Regions from separate parts of the Mus musculus genome. Here all the other regions are linked to region 6. Evidence: chromatin loops called from intact Hi-C (ENCODE). Cell type or tissue: left cerebral cortex. All regions are shown on one strand.

What was found. Peaks named below come from ENCODE experiments on the same cell type or tissue, not always from the same donor. Only the 100,000 strongest peaks of a DNase experiment are listed, where the experiment ranks them.
Region 1: it touches region 6 in a loop (2.0-fold over the local background); 2 of 42 quality-filtered maps call a loop at or near these places.
Region 2: it touches region 6 in a loop (16-fold over the local background); 24 of 42 quality-filtered maps call a loop at or near these places.
Region 3: a loop joins it to region 6, with 2.2 times the contacts of the local background. A loop is called at or near these places in 3 of 42 quality-filtered maps.
Region 4: a loop joins it to region 6, with 4 times the contacts of the local background. A loop is called at or near these places in 6 of 42 quality-filtered maps.
Region 5: a loop joins it to region 6, with 2.1 times the contacts of the local background. A loop is called at or near these places in 19 of 42 quality-filtered maps.

Annotation. Positions count from the first base shown.
Region 1 is chr19:28,378,414-28,383,413 of GRCm38, forward strand. All of the region lies in intron 4 of Glis3 (GLIS family zinc finger 3), which reads right to left. Among named protein-coding and RNA genes, the nearest start is that of Gm35866, 17 kb to the left of the region's middle. In left cerebral cortex, no CTCF peak of the experiment used is centred here; DNase peaks (open chromatin) are centred at 2,524, 3,195, 4,152 and 4,313; H3K27ac peaks cover 990 bases.
Region 2 is chr19:28,163,141-28,168,140 of GRCm38, forward strand. No RefSeq gene overlaps it. Among named protein-coding and RNA genes, the nearest start is that of Rfx3, 150 kb to the left of the region's middle. In left cerebral cortex, a CTCF peak has its summit at 3,073; a DNase peak (open chromatin) is centred at 2,980; H3K4me3 peaks cover 910 bases; H3K27ac peaks cover 546 bases.
Region 3 is chr19:28,390,370-28,395,369 of GRCm38, forward strand. The region is part of intron 4 of Glis3 (GLIS family zinc finger 3); the gene reads right to left. Among named protein-coding and RNA genes, the nearest start is that of Gm35866, 29 kb to the left of the region's middle. In left cerebral cortex, a CTCF peak has its summit at 2,676; a DNase peak (open chromatin) is centred at 2,676.
Region 4 is chr19:27,448,386-27,453,385 of GRCm38, forward strand. No RefSeq gene overlaps it. Among named protein-coding and RNA genes, the nearest start is that of C030016D13Rik, 21 kb to the left of the region's middle. In left cerebral cortex, a CTCF peak has its summit at 2,243 (motif pointing right); a DNase peak (open chromatin) is centred at 2,272.
Region 5 is chr19:28,544,586-28,549,585 of GRCm38, forward strand. All of the region lies in intron 2 of Glis3 (GLIS family zinc finger 3), which reads right to left. Among named protein-coding and RNA genes, the nearest start is that of D930032P07Rik, 130 kb to the right of the region's middle. In left cerebral cortex, a CTCF peak has its summit at 2,549 (motif pointing right); no DNase peak of the experiment used is centred here.
Region 6 is chr19:28,724,127-28,729,126 of GRCm38, forward strand. No RefSeq gene overlaps it. Among named protein-coding and RNA genes, the nearest start is that of Gm35922, 33 kb to the right of the region's middle. In left cerebral cortex, a CTCF peak has its summit at 2,276 (motif pointing left); a DNase peak (open chromatin) is centred at 2,230; H3K4me3 peaks cover 677 bases; H3K27ac peaks cover 900 bases.

The DNA of each region.
Region 1 (5,000 bases), 350 kb before region 6:
CTCTACTGTATGCCAGGTCATAGAATCTGATGTATTCACAAGAATTTCCTGATTAAAATTATGAATGACTTGGGCCCCCTGTATTAGGGAGGGCATCATGCAGCCTCAAGGGAGGTTACACGTGATGCCTAGCAGTGTGAGCTGGGACCTGGGGAAGACTGAGAAATCCCAAAGCCCCTCATTCCTCCTTCTCTACTCGGAAACCACCAAAGTTTCTAACAGGCTTCTCTTGAGTTCAAGATCTTGCCTGATGCTTCATTTGGTCAAACACGTAACAAACAAGAGTTGGGCTGGATGGTGGGTATCTCAGCAAATGCTAATGAGTTGGGATAGAGTCCTTGTCCTAAAGAAGCCTAGATACAAGGAGGCAAGCATGCCAAGAACTCAATACAAAGTGATATAAAGTAAAGGAAAGTAAAATAAATGACTGCGCAATTCTGAGATGTTACCACGTAAAAGGGGTAACTCTGGAGGTAAGTGTCAGAGTATGAATAGAAACTCTGTTATCTGGCAGTGCTAAAAGAAAGCTAGCCAAACAAAACAAAACACAAAGAAACAAAGAAACAAAAACAACAAAAATAACACCTAAGAATCACCAAGGTCTAAGGGCTGGAAAGCAAGACCATAGGAGAAAGCTGCAAGAAAGCCCCGTAAGCCATGGTGAAGAGCTACAGGGACAGAGGTCTGCACTGGGCTGCAGGCGGCTCTAGCTGAGCCTTGGATCCTACTCTGTATTAATGAACCTCTGTGTTGTGAGCCAGCAAAGGGTAAGTAAGGCCTGTACTGTGCTCTGAATAGATGTGACATTCTCACATTCTTATACTGATTGGTAGAGTTTCAGTGACCTTCAGAAGTTTATGGGGTCAGCAGAGTTTTGCTGTCATGATTGGAAGCAACACCCTCCTAACAGGGGTCTCCATGAAGAACAGGAAGAAGGCACTGAACAGCAGCATCCCTCTCATGCTGGCTTGGTCTTGATATCCCCAATCTTTAGCATGAGAAATACATAGGTTTCTGTGGTTTAGGAGCCAGTCAGTCTAGTATATTTTGTTACTGCAGCTTACAAGTAGTAAAACAGCTATAAAACTAAAATCAGACTACAGAGACCCTCTGAAGAAAACGTTATCCATGGGCTTCCTGTGATACAATGAACAACTCCATTCCAAACCACACATTTGTCTATGGCTTCACAACTGTGTTTTCAGGTCCTGTGATTTGAAATGTTTTAACTTATTACAGATACAATTATAAATTTCAATGTGTGTATCAGTCTGAACACATGAGAAAAATCCCTCATAGTCCCTGTTTGGCCCTCCAAAAACATAAGTTGGTAACCAGTAATCTACACTGTATATTCTACCATCTTTAGTAGTTTACTAGTTCTTTTAACTTGGCCATTGAGACACAATAGTGTTTGCAATCATACAAATCTATTTTACTTATGACTCCAACAGGCAAGAACATTGGGATTTACCAAACAGAAGCCATGGAATAGCTGCTTTCCCTAAAAAAAAAAGAACAAAAGTGTTTTGACTTCATAGGGTAAAAACATGTGAATGTAAGATCACCTGCTGCATTAGACCCCACCGGGGGTCTTCCGGTGATCCTCTGCATTTTAGGGGGTGCTATGTTCAGATTAAAAAACTTTTCTGCATAGTGTGCCAACAAGTCTGACATGACTAGTCTCTCTTCCTCACGCAGACCTTGTGGGAATTGAAATAAGAACCACTAGGACAGTGGTTCTCAACCTGTGGGTTGTGACCCCTTTGAGAGTCACTTGTCAGAAAACCTGCATATCAGATATTTACATTATGATTCCTAGTGGTAGCAGAATTACAGTTATGAAGTAGTAATGAAATAATGTTATGGTGGGGGGGGTTACCACCCCATGAGGAACTGTATTAAAGGGTCACAGCATCGGAGAGGCTGAGAAGCACTGCCTAGAAAGCCACATGAAGGGAAGATGATGTGGAAATCAGTAATACTGAGCATATATGATATGACTACATCTATCCACAAGACTAAGAAGGTAGCAGAGGGCAGATCCTTCCTTCAACTGTCCTCGGAGGATGCTTGCACTGCTGACACCCACACACTAGAAATAGCCTTTGTGCGGCAGGCGTTGGCTTATTGCATGTGACTTGCAGTGATGCTGACACTCAGCCCACGATAAAGTCATGAAAGCACTGTGTTTTGGTGGGTTAGCGGCTGATAATCATTTATTTACCACGCACTCTAATGATCTGCACTCGGCTGTAGGATTTACCACCCTGGGATGATGAGGGAAAACTAGCCCTTGGTGTGCCAATGAAACCTGCCAAGAGTGAGCTGAGCGCTTGTCCACTGGAGCCTCTCAGAACTGTCATTTTGTTCTTTGTCCAAGTTTTTCATAGGAACATAGTTTGAAAGATCCAGTTGTTTCTTTCAGTGTCCCGATGTCCCGCCAAACCAAATTCAATTGATTGAAATATAGCCTGCTGATGCTTTTGTAGGGCTGAAGAAGCGATGGCAACCTTCCACCTCTTTGCTGCATGGTGTAATTGGCCTGCCATAGAGAATTGGGAAATTCTAACACATTCCCCATTTGGCCGAGCTCACCAATTATTCCCCAGTTGCTATCAGAGCCGCAGACTTTCCTTTTTGGGGGTCATTAAGCTTGTCAAAACTAATTTGTCACCACAACTGCTGACCCTCATTGCTCTGACAGCAGTACAAGGATCACCCTAAATAGACTCTTGCATTTCAAGAAAGTAAATGGCTCGTCAGGACCTGCTCTGCTCTTGCTGTGGAGCTGATAGTGGCCTTCTGCCCTCAGAAGACGTGGAAACAGTATCCCTTAAGTGACGAGGGTCACAAAGCCCATGTACCAATCATTCCGCTGTTACAGAAGAAATAAACATGTAAAACGAATAAACGCCTGGAATACAGGACTGAACCTGATATGTGACAAAAATATGCTGTTCTCCAACTATGACAAACTCTGAATATATTACACCATCTCTCCATGCAACCACCCAATGGAAGTCAGGTGGAATTAAACATGCCATAAATCATGAGTCCTTAATAAGCCAGTCAGAATAACATTCTTTGAAAGTTTCTTGATTGTAAATGCAAAAATATTCCAAAGTTAAGGTTGCCAACATTCAAAAGGAAGGAGGAAAGTCGCTCCGAGGAACCAGCATCCCACTCCGAAACCGCACTTTGGGCGCTCACTCATGCTGAGAAGACTGCCCAACCATTTGCTCGAGTTGGCAGTTTTAGGCAGCCTGCGCACAAGTCTCTGCACAGGCAGACAAAGCAGGGTCGGGGATTACGACCCCTATCTACAAGGAGCTCTTTGGTGACTGCCATTCCCAGATGACAAAAAGTTCCATTAAGTCCTTCAAGGCCCAGGGTTCCATTTAGGATATATGAACTAAGGAAACTTACCCCAATAAAAAGAGATGAATTATAATCCCAAGGCCACTTCACATAAACACGGAAGAAAGCAGCACCACTCAAAGCGTGTTCAGTTTTTTATTCCAAAACATATTAGAAGCCAAGGCTAAAGTAATGGGCACCAACTCTCCTCTTGGTGACACGGCAGATTCAATACAACGGTCACTTTTGTAAAGAAGGGGAGTCTGCCCTCATGCTTCACTGGACTCTCCCCCAAGCATTCTTAATTTTCTTTCCTGTTAAAAGGGTTACCAGTTCTCTAATGGAAATTAACACTGTTGGTGAGTAATTGGCCACAGGGTCTGGGCTGCTTGAGAAAGACCCAGGCTTTAGCTGTTTACTCCCATTTATACAAACAAATCTGTAAGCTGACAGTTGGCCACTGATGTCATGCCTCTGAGCGGTTCTGTGCTTGCTTCTTGCTTCTCTCCTGAGAGGAGAACACAGGACAGCTGGGGAGCAGCACAGGGGGGGGGGGGGGGGGAGACTAGGAAGGTGGGGGAGGGGCGAGGCGGCATGCCTTTGGAGTCACAGATGCAGCTGAATTCTAATGATGTCACTTCATTTTCTCTCAGGCAATGGCGACCCCACCTCCCAAGCCATGCACTTTCAATGAGGAGTAAAGCTAAAATCTTGGCAAGGCGCAGAGAGTAGCAACGTCCTGAACCGGCAGCCAAGATCTGGATGTGAATTTTAAGTTGTTTTCTCCCCCACATGTCCAACGAGATCTGTTATAATTTCAGAAAGGGGAAAAATAGATTTATTGATGGCTAAAAAGCCACATTTCAGAGTTGCCAGTGCTAATCAATAACTGGAATTTGACAAAAGACCGTGTTCCACTCAATAATGAAAAGGACACACATATAAAGGCAAGTATAATTACGTGGTATAAATAAGGGAGAAGTTGCCAGAGACTGCATGCTGCCAAGTGCCTCAAATATGCATGTTCTTTGAAAGACTTATTTTTGTGTCTATGGAGGATGAATAAACCTCACAAGGGAAAAAAAAAAAGGCTCTTCCCAAACCTTTGCTCATTTCTGGAACTGCACTCTTTCTACAGGTTCTGCGACGTCTGACTGGGTTTTCCATTCATTTGACATGTCCGCACGTCCGTCCTTATAGAGCTCAGGAAAACATAAATGAACTTACAGTGAGAAAATGCTGGGGGTAAGAGGATTGTTGCCCCCAGGACTTCTCTGCTACTGGGGGCTCCTTGTTCCTACATGGGCGTAAATGCTGTAGCCCTGTGAAGTCTGAGTGACCAGAGAAAGCTGAGGATGTTCTGGGTCTCAGCCAAGAGGAGTTCTCACCTTCAAGGCTGCTCTCTGCATCATGGGTCCCTCTCCTCTCACATCGAGATCAGATGAGGAGGAACGTTAATTACTGAACTGTATGACAGCTTCCTCCTCAACCCCAACTTTAACACCTACAGGTAGGGGCACTTAAGAGTAGGCCTGTGTTGGGCTGCTCAGCTCCAAGAATACAGGGGAGACCATGTTGGATGTCTTCACCAAAACACGTGACCTTACTGTGAAGCCGGAGCGGGCTCTGGACTCATGGGG
Region 2 (5,000 bases), 560 kb before region 6:
GTTACTTGTTGAATTATATAACTCGTTTCTCTAGACAGCTGAATAGCATTTACATTTGTAAATTACTTTTGAGTCTCAGGCCCTGGTGTAGATCAATTCCTTCTACTCAATGGTATCCATGGTTAAACCCAACTTCTGCAAACCAGGCTCCAGGCTACTCACAGAACAACTCCCATCATTAGCAAACACTGCCATGCAGCAACCTGTCCCTGGAGAGGAAGGGACAGTGAGAGGCGAGTCATTAGAACAGGCAGCCTCCTTCCAGACCCTGTGGTTCTCATGCAATCCTCCGAGGAAGGGCGAACTGTCGGAAATGACGTAATCACATGTGTGCATCACACTCTTAAGGCCAAGGGCTTCGTTTTGGTTTTCTCCTATTCAACTTGGGCAGTGCCTCTTGTTTAAACTATTAGGTGAATTATTCATTTTCCTTAGCACAGTTATAAAGAAGGAATGCACCAAGCCGTGCTGCTACTTGCAATAATTTAAAAAAAAATAATTATTTAAACCGAAACCTGGCCTTTTAAGGGGCAAATGTAGGATCAGGCATTTGCTATATAACTGTTCTTCCACCTCACCTCACCCCACCCACCCCCACAGTCACCAAGTGCCCAAGGTCTTCAAAGACTTGTTTAGACAAAGGAGAGGACTGAGAATCCTGTGTCTATAGTTTCTAGGCTTCAGCCAGTAAGGGTTAGGGTTAGGGTGTGCATGGCTGCTGAATCCTGCTTGTACCTGAGGCTGGATGTTTATCTCTATGACGATGCTCCTGGTTGGACATTGTCATGAGCTCTTCCCTTAGCTCTAGGTCACACTCTTGAGCTACGGCCAACTTAATCGCTACCATACAACAGGACTGAGGAGCTTAAGGTCACACTCGGAGATGACTGAAGACACCGTTGTCCTTAGGTTCCCTGGGATCTGCTCAAAATAGCTAGAAGGGGAGAGAAGTTGCTGGAAGTCAACATTTCAGGTTCCTACAGCTTTCCCCCATTCAACTCCACTGCTTCCCATCACGCTGAAGGGCTCAGCATTGGCAGGAAGCCCTTGATCTGATGATAAGGATGCAGGCAGGCCCAGCTCATCTTTGAAAGAAGATCCTTTGAGTCTAAGATGGTGGAGAGTGTCTTATAACTCTTAGTGGCTTCATAGCATTGTGACTTTGAGTTTGAAAGCAATTTGGAGACAACTTCCAATCCTTTGTGCAAAGCTACTCTTCTGCCCCAGTGAGCAGCTAGCATTATAAAGGGAGAGATGTTTTAATGTTAAATTTTCTCAGTCGAGATACATACTTTACATACATGTGAGAGATGAGAGGACTTCAAGCACGACATAAAGGTTTTAAAATGCAACGCTTCTAGAAATACTTGAAAATGGTATGGCAGAGAGCCTTAGGAATTTGTCCTTCAGCTACACAGAAAACAATAGAAATGTTTGGGCAACAGTAATATCATGACAAGCTTTTGAAAGACGGTGCTCTATATAGACACTTGCCACTAAAACACGATGAAGTGGTAAACACAGATAGAGTCTATAAATTAAAATCAAAACCGATTGGCTAATTGCAAAAACAAAGGTTAATGATCACGCAGATTAGTTTCAAAGTGGGTCACTTCTCAAATTCTTCTCACTGTTTCATTATTTCCCTTCCTCATCTCCTTGCTGCCTCCCCAACCATTTACTCTAGGGACAATGGCCTCAACCAAGATGCACCTGTTCAACATGCTTGAGGGAGGCAGAGACAGGGATGACCGCAGTCTGGACCAGAACGCGACAGGTGCATGCTCGGCTATTCTGTATTGGAACCATTGCCCGCCTAGTTCTAGGCTTTGGGTGCTATGGGGACTGAAGAAGGCAACTTCAACGACTCAGTCTTTGAACTCATGAACCCCTGTCAGGTTGGCTAAAATCTCAGGCTGCAGCTTCCTGGATCTCACCTGGGTGAAAGCAACTTTTCCCAGCTCTGCTGAAAATCAGACAAGAAAATGAGAGCCCCCTTCTGTGTCAGCCCGTGCTTATTCTAGTCTCGGGAGCGTTGTGGGGTTTTTGTTTGTTTGTTTGTTTGTTTTGATTTTTAAAAGTTAAGCTAGTTTTATTCGCGAGCAAAGCATTCTTTCGTTTGTGGTAATTAAAATGGAGGAAAGAAAGACAGAACAAAAAAGGTCCATCAGCGCAACAATGAGAATAGAGAGAGAGTTTTAAAAGCTCATCTAAATTCATCTAAGTGGAGGCACTACACCGAGAATGCTATCCCGAAAAAAAAAAATTCTAATCCTAGATTCAAAACCATAAACACCGGTAATTATGGTGGACAGCAACAGCTAAGATAGTGTATAAACGGGGAGTTCTACACTCCATTTTAAGCCACCAGGTAAATGTCATTCTGGGTGACAAATAAGCATTTGGGCGTCATCCCTTGTCTAATTGGATGCCTGGAGCATACAGTGAAAATGCACGCATTCTCCTTCCACCCTCCTTCGGGTAACAAACTTCATCTCCTGCAAGCTGACAAAATGCAGACTGTTTTTTGGCTCACAAGTAACCCCACGCTGGTCACATATAGCTGTTTAGAAAAAAAAAAAAAACAAGACGTAACTGCAGAAAAAAGAAAGAGCTCTTTCAGCTGGCACTTGGGAGGAACAGACAAGAGGCCACATCCAAATCCTAACTTTAATTTGGGTTACTGAACAAGGATGACTGACTGTTCACGACTCCCTCCGAACAACAACAGACACACATGTAATGTGAAAGCGACTGAGAAATCTGGCTGTAGGGAGGCCACTGAGTTCTCTCGCATCCTATAAATAACACCGCGCATGCTGAGAAGTCACTACCGAGCACATAGGAAAGAGTGCGCGCGCACACACACACGTTTCATCTCCACTGACAGAGAGCACCGAAGTGAGGTTTGTTTAGAGGGATACAGATGCCTGAAGTCTGTAAGTAATGCAGTCTGCAGTACAAATGAAGCAGGCACTCAGGGAAAATACCCTCTGGTTTCTGGAGAGCAGAAGCAGGCAGGGGCTACTGAGCTGAAACCCGTGGCTCCGGCTGCATCGCCGCAATGCAGTGCTAAGTTTATTCACCAGGGGTCATCAAAGGTCTGGGTTTTTCTTTGTCTACTTGTTGACACATGTACACTGTGTACTTAAGAACTCCGGAATGGCTCAGCATTGCTCACAGGGACATACATATTACTGCTCACCCCCGCTCCTGCCAGCACTCCAGCCCCCCTCACCCCTATTACAGAGCATTCAATTATTGTTCTCTCTAGATCTTTACCAACACATTACAGGTAGCACATCCACTAGACACATGAATGGAAATACCTCTTATAACTAAACCAACTTGTTCGTCACAGAGACAACATGCCATCAAATTCGATTTTCAATTATTTATTATTTATTTATTTTTAATTTAAAAAAATCAGTTAGCATGTTTCAAAGTTAGGAAGCAAAAGGCTGGTTTCGCTATTGTTTTCCAGACTGCAAGTGAGTTGTGACTCCATCTCTTAAGATTTCAATCACTCCCTCGGGGCCTGGGATCTGAGGTCTGAGCAGGCCCATGGGAGAACAGGCCAACATTATTTGCCCAGGTTGGCCCCATTAAATAGTAAAGAATGGAGAACATGTTTTCAATGATGATCTTTGGAACTGACCTGAAGGGCAAGGTCTCATAGGTCTTGGTGATGCCGGTTGTGTCTGGAGGGAACATTGCCCTTCGAGCAGTATAAAGTGCTTAACCTCGGCTTTCCTTAAAGTACCTCCTGAATGTGTCGAGAATGGGCCTATTGTGGGCAGTTTGATTCTTTCTTATCCACTCCTCTGAACAGACTAAATTACAACTCCGGAAAGCTCAAAGGTGAAATGTCCTTCAACCACGAGGAAGAGATTCTTCTAGATGCTTCCCAGGGCTGCACAGCTCCTAAGGACCCAGACCCTCCTCCTTCCCTGAAGGACGAAGGGCAACCGCAGTATGGAAATGGGGGTGTTTATCTGTATTCCTTTACACTACACTTAAGATGCAATATTGGAACACTCAAATTACCTGGTTTTAGCATGTAACAGTTGACAGTGACTTCCAAAATATAACTCAGTCCCTTCATGCCATGCTTTCTGAACACAAGGTAAGTTCTTTAAGTCGGTTGCAGGCAAAAATGGCCTGTACACTTAATCCTCTTCTCAAATGAGATGGAAAAAAACCTTACAATCTGAGGCTATGTTGTATTAAAGCGAGACACAGAATGGAAAGAAAGTTGAGTAGAACTAACCATGCAATTGATGCATTTAGCTTGCAGTCCTCTGCAGAAAGCCAGGCACCGAGATGCCCATTCCCGCTTGACAGTTTTGTCATCGATGCTGTAAAACGACAGAACACATGAGTGTGTGGGTGTGTCCACAGGAGAAGGTTTGCTCAAGTTTGTTATTTGGGGAAGGATTGTGAAACCAATAGAAGATGGGGGTGGCTAGATGCAGTGAGGTCCAGAAGCTTTGGAAATCTCCACTCAGCCCTAGGGCAGAACAAACATCCAAGCAAATGAAGCAACGGCCACAGTGGCAACAGCACTTAACTCTTAAGCTGTTACCTGGCCCCTTAACCTCAGGCTGTAATGTGGATTTTACAATCCTGGAAAAAAGTGAGCGGGGAGACGCAAGACAAGATTGGTTGCTTTTTATTTTCTCCTGGTATGAAAGATTTCTCAAAAGATGAACGAGGCAGGACTTACCCACTGACCTTCTTCTGTTTAATGGAAATCACATAGCCCAACGCCAACTCATGTGACAGCACCTCCTGCGTAAGCCTCCTCCAGCTAAATAGCACGGACAGTTATTTCAAAGTGACATTTACACTGTCAATGGGGATCAGAATGGCTGAAGGGTAAGATAGTGATCAAGAGAGGATTAAATCCCAGAACCAAAAGGAGGCAGATATCTGTAAAAGAGATAAGAACGCCTGGAGCTGTCCAGAGCTCTTTCTATATAAGCAGCTGGAGACAGTGC
Region 3 (5,000 bases), 330 kb before region 6:
AGCTGCTTTGTATTGCAAATGAATAATATGCCCAGCATTCACACAGAACCAGGAAGTCGGAATTTTATTTCAGTTTTCATCTCCACCTAAATGCAAAAGGCTGGCATGAAGGTAATTGGGAAACAATTATTACAGGTGGTTCACAGGGCTGCATAATCGAACAGCCACTGCTACTAGGCATAGACCCTCCTGGTTAACTCAGGCGTTACCACAGAAGAGTGGACGGGGCCCTTGTTATTTTACCAATACTGTTGAGAGTTAGTATTAAATACTCAGAAGGAGAATTTTCTAATGCTAGAAAGAAAAATTCCAAGTTAATTTAATCTTACAGGCTTTCTATTGTGAGAAGGCAATTTTGGTTGGTTGATTGGTTTTATTTATAATAAACTCCCATTCTATTTCATTTAGGCAAACAAATCTATGATTTGGGGAGAACTTGTTTCCAGCCTAAGAATTCAACGTAATTCAACGTAATTCCCTTGTAATATTCTGCAATGAAAGAGTATCAGTTTGCCATATTTTAACTATAACTCTAAACCAAGGTGACTTTGCCCCTAAAGAGACTTCATCAGAGACTGGAGACGTTTTAGATTGAGCATGACTGTGTACTGGAGGTAGAAGGACTTCCTCTGAGCAGCTGGTGCCAGGCAGGCACGCTGCTAAACATCCTTTGTACACAGGATAGTCTCCACTGACCAGTGGCGCTCAGTGCTGAGGGACAGAAGCCTGCTCCCAGTGTGGAACAGTGAAGGTATTTGTGGGAGCAGAAACAGAGGTCACCTCAACAGTACAAAGTCCTCAAGCCAGACAGCACGCTTCAGTTTGTTATAAGCTTCTATTTGCCAAGTGAATGTCTTATGACAGGCTAGCCACTGGAATGGGGGAAGAGATGAGGGCAACACAAATTATTACCCAAAATTAACTATGAGTTTCAAAGTAGGTTCCAAGGTATAAACCGCCTAAATTCACCTTGCTATACAATCTTGGTCCTCTAAGTAGAATAAACAAGGTTTGAAAGGGAGGGATGGGGAAGAAAGGGGCTTATGGTCCCCACCACGGTCATACTATGGCACCATGGCATGTAGCTGATACTCCCCCTTCTCAGAGGGAAGAAAATTTGGTGGCTCGCCTTAGACTCTCCTGTCTTTAGGAAAACACTGACTGATTTTTGACTGATGTGACATGTGAGGTGCTAAAGTATTCTCTACAAGACTAAGAGTTATAGAGGGTGAATTTGAAAACTATTCATCATTTCAAGTCACATACATAAAGATAGAAAGATATGAAATTTTCAAATACTTGACTTTTGTAAAAATAATGACTACCCGAGTTACTGAAAGTTAAACACCATTTTCATTGTAGCCAATCATCAGTCTCACAGGCCTGCATGAAATTTCTGAAGAGGAAATTCTTACACGATCAACAATTTATGAGCTCAAATCACTCGATTCCTCTAAGTTCGAAAAATAAGTGGACATATGGTACAAATTCTCACTCATTTCTACTTTATTTTGCAAGTGAGATGTGTAAAGCTCTCTGAGACCTTCCTGCCACACATGAGAACAGAGTAAAAGTTCTGGATTTACACCTCCCCCCATCTTTCCAACATGAAATTTTTATGAATTACATACATTGGCAGGTCAGGAAATTGGATGCCAATAAACCAGTCAATGGATTCTACTGAAAATGACAAATTCTATGAAAGAACAGAGTACGGCTTCCTGTGATGTTGCCCCGCCATTCTTAACTAAGCTCTGGGAACAGAATCAGAGTTTTGTACCTTTGAAGCCCAGGAATGTCCTTCTTCAGATGTCAGCTGCTAGAGGCTCTCATCCATACTCATAAAGAAATGGGGTCCACAAGGTACCTCCAATCAATTTCTTAGTAATTTTAATGCAGTTGAGTTGGAGTGAAGGGTAAATTATATCCTATACACATATACAGGTGGCTATTTTAGTTTCTAAGTCCATTAATATCCTTTGCACACTCAGAAAAAACAACAATCACGCCCAAATGCAGAGGCAAAGGCGGTGATGTGGGGTAGGTATTACAGTGAAATTAACAGTGTACGTACGTGCATATCTTGAAAATGCTAAAGACTCCGATCGCACTGTGTCTGTGGCACTGAAAAAGAAATGAACTGAAATACAAAAGCTTGTCCTCAACTCATGTAATTTTATTGTTTTTATCGTCTTTTAATGTACTTAGTCAGAGAAAGGGGAATTGACCGTCAGGCTCAAGGGGCTCCAGAAATGCTGACATTAAAATGACTGCAGAACCTGGAAAGAGAGACAGAGGTGATACAGCTGGAGGATGGGCAGAATGTGATGAGAGTGAAGCTTCTAGAATCGGAAATTCTCAGTGTGACGTGGGAGATTAAGTACTCCCGAGGCTACAGAGCATTTTCAAAGGGGGCATTAAATATCATAATCTTATATTCTGAATACAGAGGAATATCTCTCTTTTGGGGGATAGAAACCTTGGTGACTCCAGCTCTATGAAACCTTCTGGGCTGATAAAGATAAGCCCTGCTCTGAAGGAGCAGCCAAAAGAGACTCTCCTCTGGAGAGCAGGGGACAGTACCCAACAAATAAGAGGCCCAGAAGGCACAGGGCTCAGGAGCAGGGACAGGCGCAAGGACTGAGGATTTGAGATATCCATCCAGAGAGGGCACTAGAGTGCTAAAGATGGAAAAATTCCTGTTCCAATCATCTGAAAAACAGCTCTTACACAGAAGCTGGGGCCTAATTCTCTGGAGCCCATTCTGCTCTATGTGTAAACTCTTAGGGGAGGAGTGCTGGCAACTGACTTTCTAGAACTCCTTCCGAAAGCCACACGGACATCTGTGTGGATTATTTAGGTACCACCTAGCTGTCTCTTTCTTAAGTAACTTCCTCCTCCTTCTTCTCTGTTTGTTTGTTTGTTTGTTTGAGACAAGGTTTCTCTGTGCCCTAGCAGTCCTGGAAATGGATTTGTACACCAGGCTGACTTCAAACTCACAGAGATCTGCCTGCCTCTGTTTCCTGAGTGCTGGAATTAAAGGTATGTGCCACCATGCCAGGCCAACCGACTATTTCTTAAACTTTCCAATAAGATGCCTAAAATAAACTAGAATTCACAATGCTTGAAGTTTTACCTGTACTCATGTAAATCAACACATTTAACTCTTTTTTTTTTAATGTCACTGATTATTGTCCATCTTGAAATAACCTCAATAGACTCATTTTGGGGGGAGGGGGGAGAGATAAAGCTATATATTACTATATAAGGGCCCCACCAAAAATCAGACTTAAAACCACTTCCACAGCCCTCATTAAAAAATTGCACCTGTCAACGACACACAGCTATATTAGGTGATGGTAAGTGCAAACCGCTAAGGTAAATTACTCACATAGACATGTATATAAAACACCATGTAGCTGAAACACCATAATGCTGCCGCCGCCTCATCAGCTCAAGAGCCAATCAGGTCTTGACAGGCCATATGTGTATTTATAAATATATCGGCTAATGTAAAGGTCGTGCTGTTCACTGCTCAGGGAAACTAGGCACATTTGGAACCATCTCTAGAAGATTTGGGTTCCTTAAAAAAAATATTTTGACACTCTGTGACGAATGCAATCCTGCCCCCATATGCTTCACACTATTTAAAGGGAAATGACACTTGGTTGCCTTCCCAGCAACACTTAATTCTTTCCTTTCCTTTTAATACTGAAGGCAGGAGATGGCGGGGGGGGGGGGTGGGGTGGGAGTTGGGGGGGGGAGGTTATCTATGCCACGTATTTGAATTCTGGAAATATCTTTCCAAACTTTGTATGAACCCAGAGGTCTGCGTCCCGAAAGTTGTGCTATTCCACATGATACAAAAATCACAGACAAGGCTTTACTTCCAAACTGGAAGAGAAAGTGGAAATGAGGTAGTTCGAGGGGAACTGAGGTAGGCAGAGCTAGTGCAGCGCTGTCCTCTGCCCAAGATCTGTTCTTGTTCTGGTCAGTCGAGAGCCCCCTGATAAACATGGAGAAGAAAGGGCTCTGCTCTTACTCCCTTCTAATAGCCTCTGTGGAAATCTCTCCTGGACTCATTTGAGTTTGACTCCAAGAAGGACTAGAATTGCATGGTCAGACAGAAAGATCCAGAGGAACAGAAGAAATTCCAAATACCACACACCCCTTTAATTACGTCTCACTCCATTCTCTTCTACCAAAAACCTAAGAAAGTTTTTCTATATGGCATGGAGGACAGACACTTTCCAGAAAAATAAAAACAAGTCAGCAAAATACAAAAGCATATTCTGAAATTAAAAAAATAAATAAATAAAGGCCCAAACAACCAACTCTCCTGTGACGAGAGGGAGGTATGGAAATATTCTGAGAGAACTTGTCTAATTGCCCAGCAATGCCTTACTTTCAATTTAGTCCTCAGATCGGAATAACCATGACAGATGGCTCCTGCTAGTTAGGGAAAAAAAATTAGCTAAATTTTCAGATAATGCAGCCTTCTGTCATGTTCTCCTACTCTGAGCCTGTGAGCTTGTTTAGTAGGCTCTGAACTGCAGGCTGCTGACCAGTTCTCGCTTACTAGCTGCAGCACTCACACCCCGTGATACCGTATGCTCAGCAGTTCAAGTGGTGAGAGATTGTCAGTTCAAATCACAAAAGCCCTGGCTCGATCGCTTGTTCCCACCCATGTCAGGCCCCCCATTTTACACACGGAGCCGTGTTTCAAACATAAGGACAGAGAGAAGAGCCTTAGGCTCTCTACCAGGGCTGCTATCTCATTGTAGCAGAATAAACTCATATCTGATGCTATAATTACAACCCTAATGGACACAGTTAATTTATTTTGGAGAAGTAAGTTGATATCCACTAGTGCTATTATTAAGAAGACTAATGAGACCTGCTTGGGAAGAAAAGAAAGGATTTATTGAATTCCTTTTGGCACCCGGCACAGCTTAGTAATTTTGAGAGCCCATCAAAACAGCAGATATATACCCTGCTCA
Region 4 (5,000 bases), 1.3 Mb before region 6:
CAACTTCAGCACAAAAGCTGACAGCCAGCCGGGGCAGTTTTCTCTCTGGCAGCTGGGGCTCTACCACTCACACACAGTAGGGGTGCTTCAGCCTGGGCAGCATCAAACTATTTAGATTTTATTCTAAGAAGGCAAAGGGTGAGCTGTGCCAACACTTCACTCCCGTCGCCCACACCTCTATTCTAGTTTCTGTCCATGAGTGGACAGAGCTGGGTGACTCCGTGTCAGGCTGGAGCCCTCGGAACCTGTGCTGGCTCTGAGGGTTGTTGGACTCATTAGTCAACACCAGCGGAGCTATTGGAGTGGCTTCTCTTCTAATTTCATCTGCCTAACATAGATTTTGTCGCCTGAGTGCAGGAACTTCCTTGAGTTGGGTTCAGGGATCTGGCGCAGTGGGGATGAGTTGGGCTCAGGGATCTGGCACATCTTCTTCCTGCAGTGCCCTGCCCTTGGCCATCTTCCTGACAGTCCCATCTCCCCTCTCCTACTTCTTGCGATGTCTCCAAGGCACTAGGACATCCATCTTATCTTAGAGTCTCTCCTATCTTCTTTGTTAGCTGTGTGGTTAATATTGATTGACGAGATCTAGAATCACCTTGAAGGGCAACCTCTGGCATGTGTGCTGGATTTTTTTTTCTTTTTCTTCTTTTTTTAAAAATATTTTTATTAGGTATTTTCCTCATTTACATTTCCAATGCTATCCCAAAAGTCCCCCATACCCTCCCTCCCACTCCCCTACCCTCCCCCCACTCCCCCACCCACCCACTCCCACTTTTTGGCCCTGGTGTTACCCTGTACTGGGGCATATAAACTTTGCATGACCAATGGGCCTCTCTTTCCAGTGATGGCTGACTAGGCCATCTTTTGATACATATGCAGCTAGAGTTAAGAGCTCCGGGGTACTGGTTAGTTCATAATGTTGTTCCACATATAGGGTTGCAGTTCCCTTTAGCTCCTTGGGTACTTTCTCTAGCTCCTCCATTGGGGGCCCTGTGATCCATCCACTAGCTGACTGTGAGCATCCACTTCTGTGTTTGCTAGGCCCCAGCATAGTTTCACAAGAGACAGCTATATCAGGGTCCTTTCAGCAAAATCTTGCTAGTGTATGCAATGGTGTCAACGTTTGGAGGCTGATAATGGGATGGATCCCTGGATATGGCAGTCTCTAGATGGTTCATCCTTTTGTCTCAGCTCCAAACTTTGTCTCTGTAACTCCTTCCATGGGTGTTTTGTTCCCAATTCTGGGATTTTTTTTTTCTAAAACAGGTTAATATTGGAAGACCTACTCTATATGTGGATGGCATCATTTGGTGGGGTGGAGTCCTCGACATAGGTAATGAAACAGAAAATGAGTCAAATACTCATCTTCCCGTGCCTCCGGACTGTGGATCACATGCAACCAGCTCCCTCAAACCCCTGCCACCATGGCTTTCCTGCGTGATGGGCTACACCCTCAAATCCTGAGCAGCTTTTTATTCATTTCTTCTTCCCTCCTTCCCATCTTCCTTCCTTAAGTTATTTGAGAAAACAATACACTAGCCAAGCTGCTTCCTGGGTCTTCTTTGCTTTCCCCTTCATTGCTTCACCCAAAGTCAAAGTTAATGTCACCCAAATCCCAGGAAGGATGCTCTAGTTGCCAAAAGCCAGTTCATTCCAGTAGTTAGAGAAACAGAAAAGTCCTTTGAATCCCTACATCATTCTACTTAAAACATCTCCTTAACGTCCAGGCGCTCCCAACTCGCCATCTCCTACCCCGCTTTATCTTATTCAGGGCTCTTAATCTCATCCTAAATTTGAGTACTTACCTTACTATTGTCTGTGTCGCCCCAGTATCACTGGGGACAGTCATTGCCTGTCATAGGCTCCGGTATGTAGTAAATGTTCAGTTAATACTGGATAAAGGAATTAACAGATTGGACTGGAATAGGGGTGCTGGCAACTCTTGAATTTCACGTTTACAATCGTTTTAACTATTGCCTTTCATTGATACTGTGAACATAAAAGCACCATGGGTCAGTTACATGGGGTTTGATATAACAATTCACTTTCCTTAGCACAAATACAAGTCCTTTAAAAGCCATTTTATTTTACTAAAGTGTCTAGTTTATTATTATGCACAGGGTACATATGCTAATCATTTTATTTTCATGCCCTGAGGTCTGCACGGTTAAGGTACGGCTTCACTGGGACACATGTGTGGGAGAATCACACAACAATCGCTGGCAACACTCCTGAAAAGTGTTAGCCTGGACACCAATGCCAGCAGGGGGCACTAGCAAGCAACCACAGGGACAAGCCCAGCAGAGTAACTGCATTTTCTATCATCTGCAGCTTACTGGATTGGTCTCACATAGCAACACCATCCATCATTGATTGGAAAGCTATCCTAGGACCTCACAGAAGGCATGCTCCCGCAAGCATGGAGAGATGCAGCCCTAACACAAGCTAGGCAAGTGTGAGCATCTTAAAAATAACAGGCCCAGGTCATTCGTGTCTTACCTGCTTTTAAGATACCTACCTATCCTTCCTACAACCAGCCAGTCTTCAGACTCACACTGGCATTTGGATTTGTTTGCATTAAATGGGTTAAGGAGAACTGGGGTACCAGTGTGGGCATCTTTAGAGTACCCTGAACAGAGAGGTTTAGCATCTATAATGTAAAAGGTGACAGCCCCTCAGGGCCAGGTAGACAAGGAGCAAAGCTGTACTCTGGTTCAAACACAGTAGTTTTAAAGTAGATACAAACTGCATCACTGGAAGAAGTATAGAAAATATGATAAGGATGAGGGATGCATATAGGAAGTATATTGTGTATACATAAGAGTATATTGTGAAATTGATCTAAGTCTGGATATGGATTTAAACAGATACATAAGAGGCATGGCTGTAAATCTAAAATTATTTGGTTTAATGAGCTATTACTTATCCTGATATTAATTTACTTCTTGTAAGGCTGACATAGCATATATAAAAAGGAAAAGCGAAAGCAAAGGGTTACTGTGTGCTTGTAAAAGTTCCTTCATTTTTGAGAAACTTAATGACTCCAGAGACCAATACACTGCTTACTAAGGATCCTACAGTGTCTATTTCAGTTACTCTGGAGGATATTGACTTGTTCCCATTGGAACCCTATCATTTTCTGCCCCCATCCCCCAGATTTTTGAGCTATAAGTATGAATCTCCCAACACAATAGTTTTTTTTTTTTAAACATATATTTAGTTTTTTAAGCAATGGGCCCCGCAACATTAAGACGTTTTCTATCTGTCCTGTTCTGTTCAACATCTGGGTATGAGAATAGATTAAAACAGATTGTTACATGTAGCTTCTATTTTGTGGCTAACCAAAGCCATAACATAGTACAATATCAACTTTACCCTGACGGACACCTTTCCCAGGGTGGGGTTGTTTTGAACAACGTTGTCCTGAGCATCTTCATGCATCTTCACACAGAATATGGAAGAGTTGAGAGAAGCTGAGTATTTTCTGTGAAATCCAGCACTCTTTGCATGCATAGTCGCTGATCTGCCACTGCTGCCCACAAGCATCCGAGAATGACAAATCTTTCAGTCTACTAACAGAAACAGGAACCAACCTGTTCAAAAGTACTGTGCAAAATTGCTTGGAGAATAAAGAGGTCATTTTTCAAGTTGCCTCGGGTATGTCATGGATTTTTGGTCTTTTATGTTTATAATGTCTAGGGGTTTTTTAACCTTTTAATTTTTATTTGGAAAATATTATACATAATATTATATATATATGTATACATATACACACACACACACTATATATACATATATAGTGTGTGTGTGTGTGTGTGTGTGTCTGAGATGAGAGGACTGTCTCACACTGTAGCTTAGGGACTAGAACACACTGTGTGATGGACTAGACTTGGGCTAGTAGCAAAAATCTTCCTGCCTCATCTTTCTGAGTGCTGAGTTTATACTCATAAGTCACCACACCTGGGCTTATACATCTACATTTTACTGTAGTTTAAAAGACTGTGTGAAGCGACCTGGGAAACTAGTGTCCACAGCAAGAAGGGCAATGTTCTCTGAGCCTCCAGTGTCTCCATGTGTCTACAGCTCCCATTGCTCCAGTTTACACTTAGTGTTTCCTCTTTTCTTTTCTTTTCTTTTCTTTTCTTTTCTTTTCTTTTCTTTTCTTTTCTTTTCTTTTCTTTTCTTTTCTTTTCTTTTCTTTTCTTTTCTTTCTTCCTTCCTTCCTTCCTTCCTTCCTTCCTTTCTTTCTTTCTTTCTTTCTTTCTGTTTTGTTTTTCGAGACAGGGTTTCTCTGTGTAGCCCTGGCTGTCCTGCAACTCCCTTTGTAGACCAGGCTGTCCTCAAACTCAGAAACCTGCCTGCCTCTGCCTCCCAAGTGCTGGGATTAAAGGCGTGCGCCACTATGCTCAGCTCTCCCCCTTTCTTTTCTTCTACACATAAATGTGCATCATCCCCAGGAGAACACCTTAGCCTTTGCTAGTCAGAGTGTGAAACTCTGGCCACTAAACAAATGCTGGACCACTGAGCCCCAGCTCCAGCTCCAGCCCCAACTCCAGGCCAGCTGTTTGCTTTATAACATACATCTTTATAAAAATGAAATCATAAGGAATAATTTTGTCTCTACCTTATGTCAAACATTTTAAAAGCACCCACGTTGTTCTTTACAGCTACTTTTTATTGATTTTTTTTCCTGCATGGAATGTTATTAAGTAAAATTTCCACAATCCATTTATCAATTTTATTTCAGACCTTAATTTTCCTGGGTTTTTTTTTTTTCCCTATAATGAGTGTGTTGTTCAGTTGATTCTTCTGCTTGTCTTCTGATATGTTTATGCTGACATTCTCTAAGGAGAATATATCTAGAGGCAAGATTGCTAGATTCAGGAAACATAGCTGAAGTGCTAGATAAAGATATGCTATTCTTCAATTACATACATACACTAATGCCCCAACAACAATTCACTGAGCTCTTACTGTGGCATGTTTCCAACATTTGATTT
Region 5 (5,000 bases), 180 kb before region 6:
TAGTAACATAAATTCACATCCTGCCCCCTGTCCTAATTGGCTATGGGGACAATAGCCAATAGTCTCTGCCCTAGTAACTTCTTCAAAGATATAAACAGTTGTGTTACCTAAAGCATGGGATTGTTCTAATGACAACCACCACGTTTATAACAACATACAAATAATACACAGCACATTTAAGCATCTGGGTTCTCTGTGCAGCATCTTACTCTGTAACATTGAAGACCTAAAGAAAAGGCTAGAGATAGATGAAAATAATCCAGATTTTCTCATTTCTTCACCTAACATACGAACTGAAGAGTTTGTTCTTATCAATTTTAGGGCATTCAGAATAAGTCGTAGATTTGATATTTTTAATTCCTAAATGTATGATCTTAAATTTTCAAGGCATTCAGCAAGGGTGCAATACTAGTGAAGAAAATACGATGCTCATTACCAATTACTCATTACATTACCAATAATACATGTAGAGCTTTCTAATCCAGGATCATGTCATATAAAGAAAGATTCTGAGCCATGGGGGGGGGTTCTCAAGAATCGTTTAGTAAATCATTGGATACCTGAGCACTGAAGGGTGATGGAAAAGTTGAAAGACAAAAGGAAGAAGGGAGAGGCTAAAGTCAGCAGAGTCAAGAGCACACATTTACATCCCGCCCCACCACCCACTAGCTTTATAATCTCCCCACATTACTTAAGAATTCCGTGTCTCTGTCTGTCTCGGCTTCCCGATTCTAAAAGGAGTTTAATGCCAGCAGAACTGTACAGCTGTTAAGAGGGCTGAAAGAGCTAATACGTGTGATATATTTAGTGTGTGGCACTGACTAAATGCTTTGAGAAAGTTAACTGAATTAGGAGCTGAAAGATAGCTCAGTGGTGAGTTGCCTGCCTTGCAAACACAAGGCCCCAAGTTCAGTCTCTAGACCCCAGGTGGAAACTGCCACACCCCACTGTGCTTCCAGAACTGAGCATGTAAAAGGCAAGCAGATCCCCAGGGCTGTCTGGGCAGCCACTGTAACGTATTAGAAATGTCCAGACCAGCCAGCTGCCCTTTATCAAAATAATGATGATGATGATTGATGGAGTGTGACCAAACAACACCCCAAGTTGTCTTCTGATCTCTATATTCACTCTTGTCCATAAGACACAAATAAACACACACTCCACAGATCAGCTAAGGGTTATTAAAGAAGCCCCCTTCCTGTTGGGCTCCCACCCCTAGCCAGAAGCTATGTGTTGTCAGTGCCCACCTGAAAAGGAAAAGTTGAGTTTCCTGCAGTGGGTATCTCACTGGGCAAAATAACCACACTTCAGGGCGGGCCCCAGGCCCAGGAATAGCTGGCCAACCCAAAACAGATTCTATACGATTTTTTTAGGCTTTCTGGTTTCCGGGCTTTGTGGGGGTTTTCTTTGGGGAGGGGACTTGTGTGTGCTTCTTGTTTGTTTTGTGTTTTAGAGAGAGAAGGGGCATGGAGTTGTGCGAGTGACAGGGTGAAGATGAAAAGCAAGGCCAGGATGCTGAATAAAAATGTTCTTCGATAAGAAAGAAAAAGGAAGGGAGGGAAGGAGGGAGAGAGGAAGGGATGACGGACAGACAGACAGACATATCTCCAGTACCATTTTATACTATTTCTAGACTTAATTTTCCCTTGAGTACTCACAGCCCACAGTGCATGGGAGACAGACACGCAAACACACACACACACTCACACAGACACACACACACTCATACACACACAGACACACACACACTCATACACACACAGACAACACACACATGCATACACACACAGACACACACACACTCATACACACACTCACACACACACACACAGACAACACACACACACATACACTCATACACACACACAGACACACACACACACTCATACACACACAGACACACACACACTCATACACACACACAGACAACACACACACACACACAGACACACTCACCCGCACAGTGTACCAATCCCTCCCTGGATAGCCAGCCTTTACACATCTCTCCCATCCATCCTCTCAGCTCACTGCTTAGGAAAGGATCTGACTATCTCAGACTAGGAGGCCAATCACAAGTGAACTACCTCAAGTGCATTTTACAACAAAACAAGAGTATAGAAATAATAAAGCAAAGTTTAAAAATCCCCCAGATCAGATTTTTTAAAAACAAAATCTTTTCAAAAGTCTGGAAGAAAAAAGTCAGAAGTGTTATCTCCAGCATGTATTTATTTACTTACGTATTCATCCATTCATTCATTGTGTGTGCGTGTGTGCAGCTGTATGCGTGTGTGCAGCCATATGCATGTGAGTAGGTGTACATGCCATGTGCTCGTGTGGAAATCAGAAGACAACCTATGAGAGTTAGTGCTCTCCTTCCCTCTGGGGACTCTAACTCAGGCATGGCTTCCTTAAATCAATACAGAAAGGAACCAAATATAAAAAAGAACTCCTTTTAAAAGCTTTCTGGGTTTTGTTTTTTAAATAATGGATGCTTCGTCTGCATGTAAGTTAGTTTCCCTCACATGCTTGCAGTGCCCACAGATGCCAGAAGAGGGCTCCAATCCCCTGGAACTGAACCACAGTTGGTTGTTAGCCAGCATGCATGTGCTTAGAATCAGAACCCAGGTCTTCTGGAAGAGTAGCCAGTGCCCTTAACCACTGAACTATCTCTTTCGGCCCTAATATAAAAGACCCCTTTCAACAGCAAGCAAGTCTCAGCTGCTACGGGAAATGTTTTGAGTTTGCCTGGGAAGAGGTGGCTATCCTCTCCTACCCTCTTAGGGATGCAACAGATACAGTTCTACAAGGTGGCTCGAAAGCACTGCAGATAAGGGTTTGTGCTATGGCCATATTCCCTGTGCTACAGAACAATCTCTAATACAAATTGAACCACAAGGGCAGAAGTGATTATTTATGTGCCCCCAAAAGGTACCCGCACCTCTTGCTAACCCCTCATTTTCTAAGAAAGGAACTGCCCAGTCTTTCTCTAAGGTAGGACCAAGACTAAGTAGGAAAGAATGGCTCAAGAAACTGTTCTTGCTTTTCTTGGTTTTTCTAGGGATAAAACCAGAAAGACAGAGGTGTCCACAGAAGGCAAGCCTTACCAGGTAGGTATGTGGCCGTAAGATGGTCCCAGACAGAGAGGGCAAGACAGCCTGATTCTGGGGCCCAGACATGAAGATCACTGGGCCTTACTCAAAACTCTGCCCTTACAACCTATTCTCCACCAATACAAGAGAATATTCTGATAAGGAAGAAATGGTCTATACAGTGCCACAACCCCCCCCCACAGGTTCCAAACTATGTTTAGGATTATAACACATGTATTCTTAGGCCTTGGATTTATTAACTTAGCATGTATCAGAGCATTGCCTACATTGTGTTAGGGACATCTTGTCGGCATCACATTTACTTACATTTCAAGTTTAAAATAATAAGCATTAAAGTCAAATAACGCAGAAGCACATAAAAACCATGGTATTTTCACGTCTGCCCAGTTGCAGCAGTGTTCTTTTAAGACATGCAACTTGAACAGCCAAATGTGTATCCTTCCACATGTCTAAGTTCTGCAAACATGAATATGCATGTTCTAATTCTAAAAGCAATATGATTTATCATACATTGCCCCCATCTGTTCTTAAGAGAAACCATGAGACTATAGCTATTTTAATAAAGTCTCAAAGCAAATGCTGAAATAAACCTACCTTTATCCCACAAACTCCCGTCATACAATGAAACATGGGTGCCTATCCATAATGCAGTACATAGCTTGGGGCAAGGCGCTGTATCATGTTGGCGGCTCCTTTCTTTTCTCTCCAATGGGCTAAGCATGAGGTATCTGAGAGAAGTCAGGAAAGTGCATGACTTTTACCTGAAATGGATATAAACAGGCTTTTTTCTCCAAGGGGCCCCATGAAAAACCAGTGTGGCTCCAGGACCAGGTCACCAGCCCCACTGTGCGTTCACTCACGGCCCTTCTAAGGACTGAAAACAATGAGCTCCTACATAGCAGACATCCTAGGCTTACCGTGGAGTATTTGAACATCTGCAATGCCTCCCTGCTGAAACCACAGCACTGACCATGAAGTGACTGTATACGAGTGTACGCAGTACGTCACTACGAGTTACGGAGAGGTTGGCTAGAAATGCCAAAGTCTAGTAATCAGAATGGAGGCATTAGCAAGTGCTCAGAACTGCACACAACCCATGGGAGATAAGAAACACTGGGCACAGCAGCCTGTCATCACAGAGCTGACAATCTGCAGACATCAAACAGACTCACCTAGGAGCCATCAGATAAGGTTAATGCACTGTGCAGGACTGAATATGAAGCTAAATTATATAGACGGGAGTTCAAAGCAGAAGTTACTACGTTATAGATAATTCCCTGAAGGAGATTAACCTAGAGATATTTCTCAAAGTTCTTCAGGCTCTCCAAAGGTGCATCACTTAAGTGGGAAAGCTTCTAGAGATGCCCATGGTCAAATGACTTCAAAACACCTCAATAATACAAAGGTTACATCTTTTTTATTACAAGGTTTCTTATAGCTCTTACAAAGTACCTAATAAATCTCTCAGAGAAAGCAATGACATATAAAGTACGTTTGTTGCCGGGGGGGGGGGGGAGGAGACTGAATTTTTAGGGGCTCCTCCTCCATAGGGAGCCACTCAAGAATAACATACTAATCCTATGGAAATTAATCAGCTAAAACAATAAAGGAAGAAAAGACACATGATGAAGAAGAAGTAGCGGGATACAGTCATGGAAACCAACAAAGGGGAGCAGGTGCCTGTAGTAGGTTTCTCCAGCACAAAGCCGAGGAGGAAGCAGTGCTCAAGGGGCCAATCTGTTCAGTTGGTCCAGAAGACCTGGGCCACTGTGGAGACCTGGACTGTTCAAAAGCCTGAAACTGTTGGGAGCTGAGAGATACCTTAAGAAATAGGATTGATAACAGACTATAGCATGGAGAGTGTGCTCCTGTGTTAGAACCCTCATATGT
Region 6 (5,000 bases):
GGAAGGAAGGAAGGAAGGAAGGAAGGAAGGAAGGAAGGAAGGAAGAGAGAAAGATCAGGAAACCCAACTGAGATGCAAAGACTTGCCCCAAACAACAAATCCGGTTGACTGTGTGCTTCTTAGGGAGCTGGAACCCAGGCGCAACTTTCCTGGGAGCTTTGCTATTTCCCTAATATCCAACTAGGGAGAGAGCAAGGGACATTGCATCAGTCAATTTTCTTGTTGCTGTGGCAACATACCTGGCAGAAATAAGGAAGGAAGAATGGGGGGGGGGGCTTGTTTGTCAAGTTGACACCTAAGTTTCTCTCTGTCTTTTTTTAAAATTATTTTTTGAAACAACAACAACCACAACAACCAAAAATGGCTATGCTCCGTGCTACCTCTTTTCATGGGTTATAACACCCGACTCTAATCTATCTCTTCTGCTCTCCTGACTGACTGACCTTGGGTAAGCCATATTTGCCAGGAGGTCCGAACTGATTTCTGTGAGAGGTAATGAACTCATTTGTGTCCCTAAACTTGGCTCGATACCAGAGCTTTCTCCGTAGACCTGTTTTCTTTCCTTGTAGTGCTGAGGACAGAAGCTGGGGCCTTAAACATTAGGGGTGTGGTGATTTGAATGAGAATGGCTCCCCATGCGTTCATATATTTCAAAGCTTGGTCCCCAGCCAGCGACAGTGTTCGTGAAGCATTAGGAGGTGAGGCCTTGGATGAGGTGTATCACTGGAGATGGCCTTTGACATCTGTCCACGCCTAGTTCACAGTTAGCTTTCTCTCTGCCTAGTGCCTGTGGACAGGAAGAAATCCCTCAGCTACTTCTCCAGAGCCATGCCTGCCTCTCTGTTGCCATGTTTCCCTCCATGACCGCCATGGGCTCTAACCCTCTGGAACCATGAGCCCCTATAGTAAATGCTTTCTTTTTATAAATTGCTTTGGTCACATGTTTCATCACAGTAATAGAAGTAACTAAGACCTAGACAAGTACTCTGCCATGGGATTAGTCTTCAAACTAGTAATGGTGTAGTTTGTGAGGTAACTTCCATATTGATTTGTTTGTGTCTATGAAGAAAATCTCCATGCTTGTGATCTGCATGTGGCCATTGTTGGGTTTCAGGCAAAGTCCATAAACGAAGCAAGTAAGATACAGGGTGGGCCCATTAGGAGTTAGTCAGCATGGTGATTGGAGCAGACATTGAGGAGGAAGAGCTGATGAAAGGCAGTGTGAGAACTGGGCTTGATTTTCTGCCCTCAGTCTCAGAGAACACGGCCCGAGCCTCGGGGTGGGGGTGGGGGAGAACTGCAAGCAGAGAGAGAGTCACCCGCTGTATAAAACCTTGCTTTAAGGCAGGAGCCATACAGTTTCATACTGTATATCTTTTGACCCCCAGAATTTGGGAGGCAGAGGCAGGTGGATCTCTGTGAGTTGAAGCCCAGCCTGCTCTACACAGTGAGTTCCAGGAAAGCAAGGGCTACACAGAGAGACCTTGTGTTAAAACAAAACAAAACAAAACAAAACAAACCACCTTACTTGTATACTACTGAAGGTACTTTAGACAACAACAGTGAAGGCTCAGAACCCAGCATCCAGGTGTCCATCTCTGGAGATCCTTACTTAATTGCTCTGGGTTGTGCCTGAGCCTGGGGATTTTCCAAAGCACCCTGTGTGATTCCATCTTGATGCTAACATTGAGATCTCAGACTGGCCGCAAAGCCCTCAGGACAAGAAGGCTCTATGTGTTATAGATACCCCTTAAGACTGTTGAAAATTGGTATTTCAAGGACCCTCCTAGTGCGTTCACATAGAGATTCCCGTTTAAAACAGTGGAAGGTCTCAATACAAAACTTCCTAAATATGTTTTGGGGATAAACTCAACCCCTCAGTCATGGCTTAGTTGCTTGGCTTTTATAGTTGATAGCTTAGAAATCATTCTGTCTCCAGGTGTATGAGTCACACGAAGCCCCTTCTAACTGACTGGATTTTTCTTCTTCACTGAAGTGAGTGGATTGATCGGTTGTTTTGTCATAGCGTAGCTAAAGCCGGTGGGAGGGTGCCAGTTATCATTTGGAGAAAAGGTATCAATTTGAAGTACCAGAGACAGCGGGTGAATTGTGCTCGTGAAATAGATGTTTCGCTCTACTTTTTAATTTGCTCCTGTTTGAGTTAGCTGAGATTTCTTCTTTATTTTTAAAGAATGACATTTATACAGCCGCTTAAACTGCCAATCTGTTACATAAACAGCCTTGTTTTCCTGAAGGCTAGCGCCCCCTAGAGGCCAAATATGTGTAGCGTTTTAGACTTCGGTCAGGAAAAGACCCTGGTGTTTCTAATAGCCTTATAATTTGCCACGCAGGTGAAGTAAATTGGACTATTCGTTATAGCAAAATTCCCCAAGAGAAGTCTCAAAGCCAGACAACAATGCGACAAGGGGACAACAAAAAGCCTAAGACAAAAAATGTTTTTCCCTGGCATCAAATCCAGGCTTTAGAACCGGGATAGAAAGGCTGAGCCGCAGTCAAGTGACTTTGCGCGTGGCCAGAGCTTGATACTCACATACTGATGGAGGACCTTCAACCTCTGCAGCTAAAGTGGGCTGAAATCTGAAGGTCTTCCAAGTTTTCCCCACAAAGCTTGAGGCATCAAGCCCATAAAGCCATGGGGGTTTGTTTCGTTTCTGATTCCTTTGCCCACCACTTAACTCTCAGTAGCATGCGGACTCATTTAAAATGCTATTCCACCGCTGCCCAGCCCAGACCCAAAGAAGCAAAATCTATTGGTGTCTGGCGCAGGAAGATGAGTTTTAACAGGACATCACAAGTAGTCACTAGTATTGTGCTTTCCATAAACTAAGTGAAGTGCTGTCAAAAGCTCCTAATTAATGAGAGTTTGGGGGCTCTTTTCGGATAGAACATAACTTTGAGTGCAGGAAGAGGCTATGCATGTGTGGTGGGCCTCAGAGCTCTTCATTTTCTCATGCATACACGCCACACAACCTGAGACTGGCCTTGTTCTCATGGCCTCTCTTGGATGTCACCATATTTCCTTCAGCAATTCCACTGAAATTGCCTGGGCTAACCCCTTGACTCAAAGTGTCAACAAGCTAATGGGATCCATTAATCCTTTCTAATTGATTAGTGCTAATGAGCAAGGCTGAATCCCCTGGTTCTCAACTCAGTGAGAACCAGAAAGCCCTCAAGGGCTCGTTAAGACATAGATCGCTGGCTTTCTTGTCCAGGGACTCTGTCCTAGGGCATAGCCTAGGAATCTGCATTTCTACAAGTTTCCAGGACACAATGCTGATGCTACAGGCTTGGGCAATAGCATTTCCCACTCTCTACGTGTTATTGGAGAACTTTAAGAAATGACCAGAAGGCCACATAACATTCCAGCTAGTCAGCCAGGGGCCAGACTATCAGCATTTTAAAAGTAACCCCACATGACCCCAGTGAGCAACCGAAGTTGAGAATTATTAATCTAGAACTGCAATTCTCAAAATTGACTGCACCTGATTGATCACTGGCGGGCTTTTCTAGGGCGCACATTCCTGGGCCTTCATACAAAGAGATCTTGATTCAGAATGTTGTTAATGGAGGCCGGGCACTGGGCATTTTGATAGGCACTTTAGATGATAACACCTTCCAGAGTGCCCAGCCTTTAGAAGCACGAGTCCCAGGTTGGGCTCTTTCGATACCAGAACCTACCCACCCAGAATTTCTGGTTCAGTTGGTCCAAGCTCTTAGTCGGCTTCTCAGTTATTCAGAATTTTCATATGCATTCAGGGCTGAGCCCCATCAGTTTGTACATTTGTATCATCAATGGAACTTGATTACCAACTTAGACGTCCACTCCATATCTCAGGCATCATGAATTGGAATGCCTGAAACTGAAACCAAGGTATGTATATTTAACAAGCCTCATGGAGTTTTCTGATACATGGTCATATTTTAAAACTGTTCATCTAACTCATCTTTTCCATTTTAACCACAGACTTTTGAGAAAAATCTTTGAAAACTACTAGTTTAGACCATTGGTACTGTCATTTCTATTAAAAAAAATAGCAACCTCCCCCTTTTTGCAAACAGTTGTTGCTTTAAATCTATGCTCTGTTCTCCTTAGGGTAACTTAGCAGTTTGCATTTGGAGAGAAGTCTTAAGAGCTATGATCTGAATGTTTGGGTTCCTATGTTGAGACGTCAACAGGAATGTGAAGTCACTCGGGACTTGGGGGAAAATCACTACTAAGTGATGAGAGATGTGTGTCCTTATAAAAGGGCAGGTCCTGTGCCACTCCCACCAGGTGAAAACAGCGCAGGCAGGCATTTCCTGTATACCAGAAAGTCTGTACCTGACATCCATTCTGCTAGTACCTTCACCTTGAACTCCTGTCCTTGAGACATAGACCTTTGCTGTTCAGAAGCTATGCCACCGAGGGCTGCTCCCATAGCTGATAAAACATACTATGATGCCTGGAGTAATAATAGACCTGTCCAAGCCGGACGACACCTAAGTCCAGCGTAAGGTGACTCCACCTGCCCTGTGGGACTCCTGGTAAAATGAAAATGGGACTTAATATGCTTCCAACTGTCCCTGTTTTCAAATGCTGCCATTTTCATTCCAGGGGACAGAGTTCATTATTTATTGTGCTTCTTTTCCCATTACACCGTGCTTTGCCCTCTCCGTGTCCCCTGCTTGAACAGACAGAAGTCTCCTGAGCTGTGATGATCTTTGACCTATTTTGAATCAAGGTGAAAAATCCTCCAGCATCTCTAGTAACATGAACTTGCAGCACACTGCGAATTCAGGCTTTGGTGACATCTAGTTGGTGGCCTAGAGCTGGTGGGCAGTGGCTCCCTGATGCACCGAATCAAAGCACAAAGCTGGAAAGCTCCCCAACTCATAAATCCCTAAAGAGCCATAGAGTTTCATTTAAAATCAAGACCTGCTGGTCAGGCGTGGTGGCGCACGCCTTTAAGCCCAGCGCTTGAGAGGCAGAGGTAGTCGGA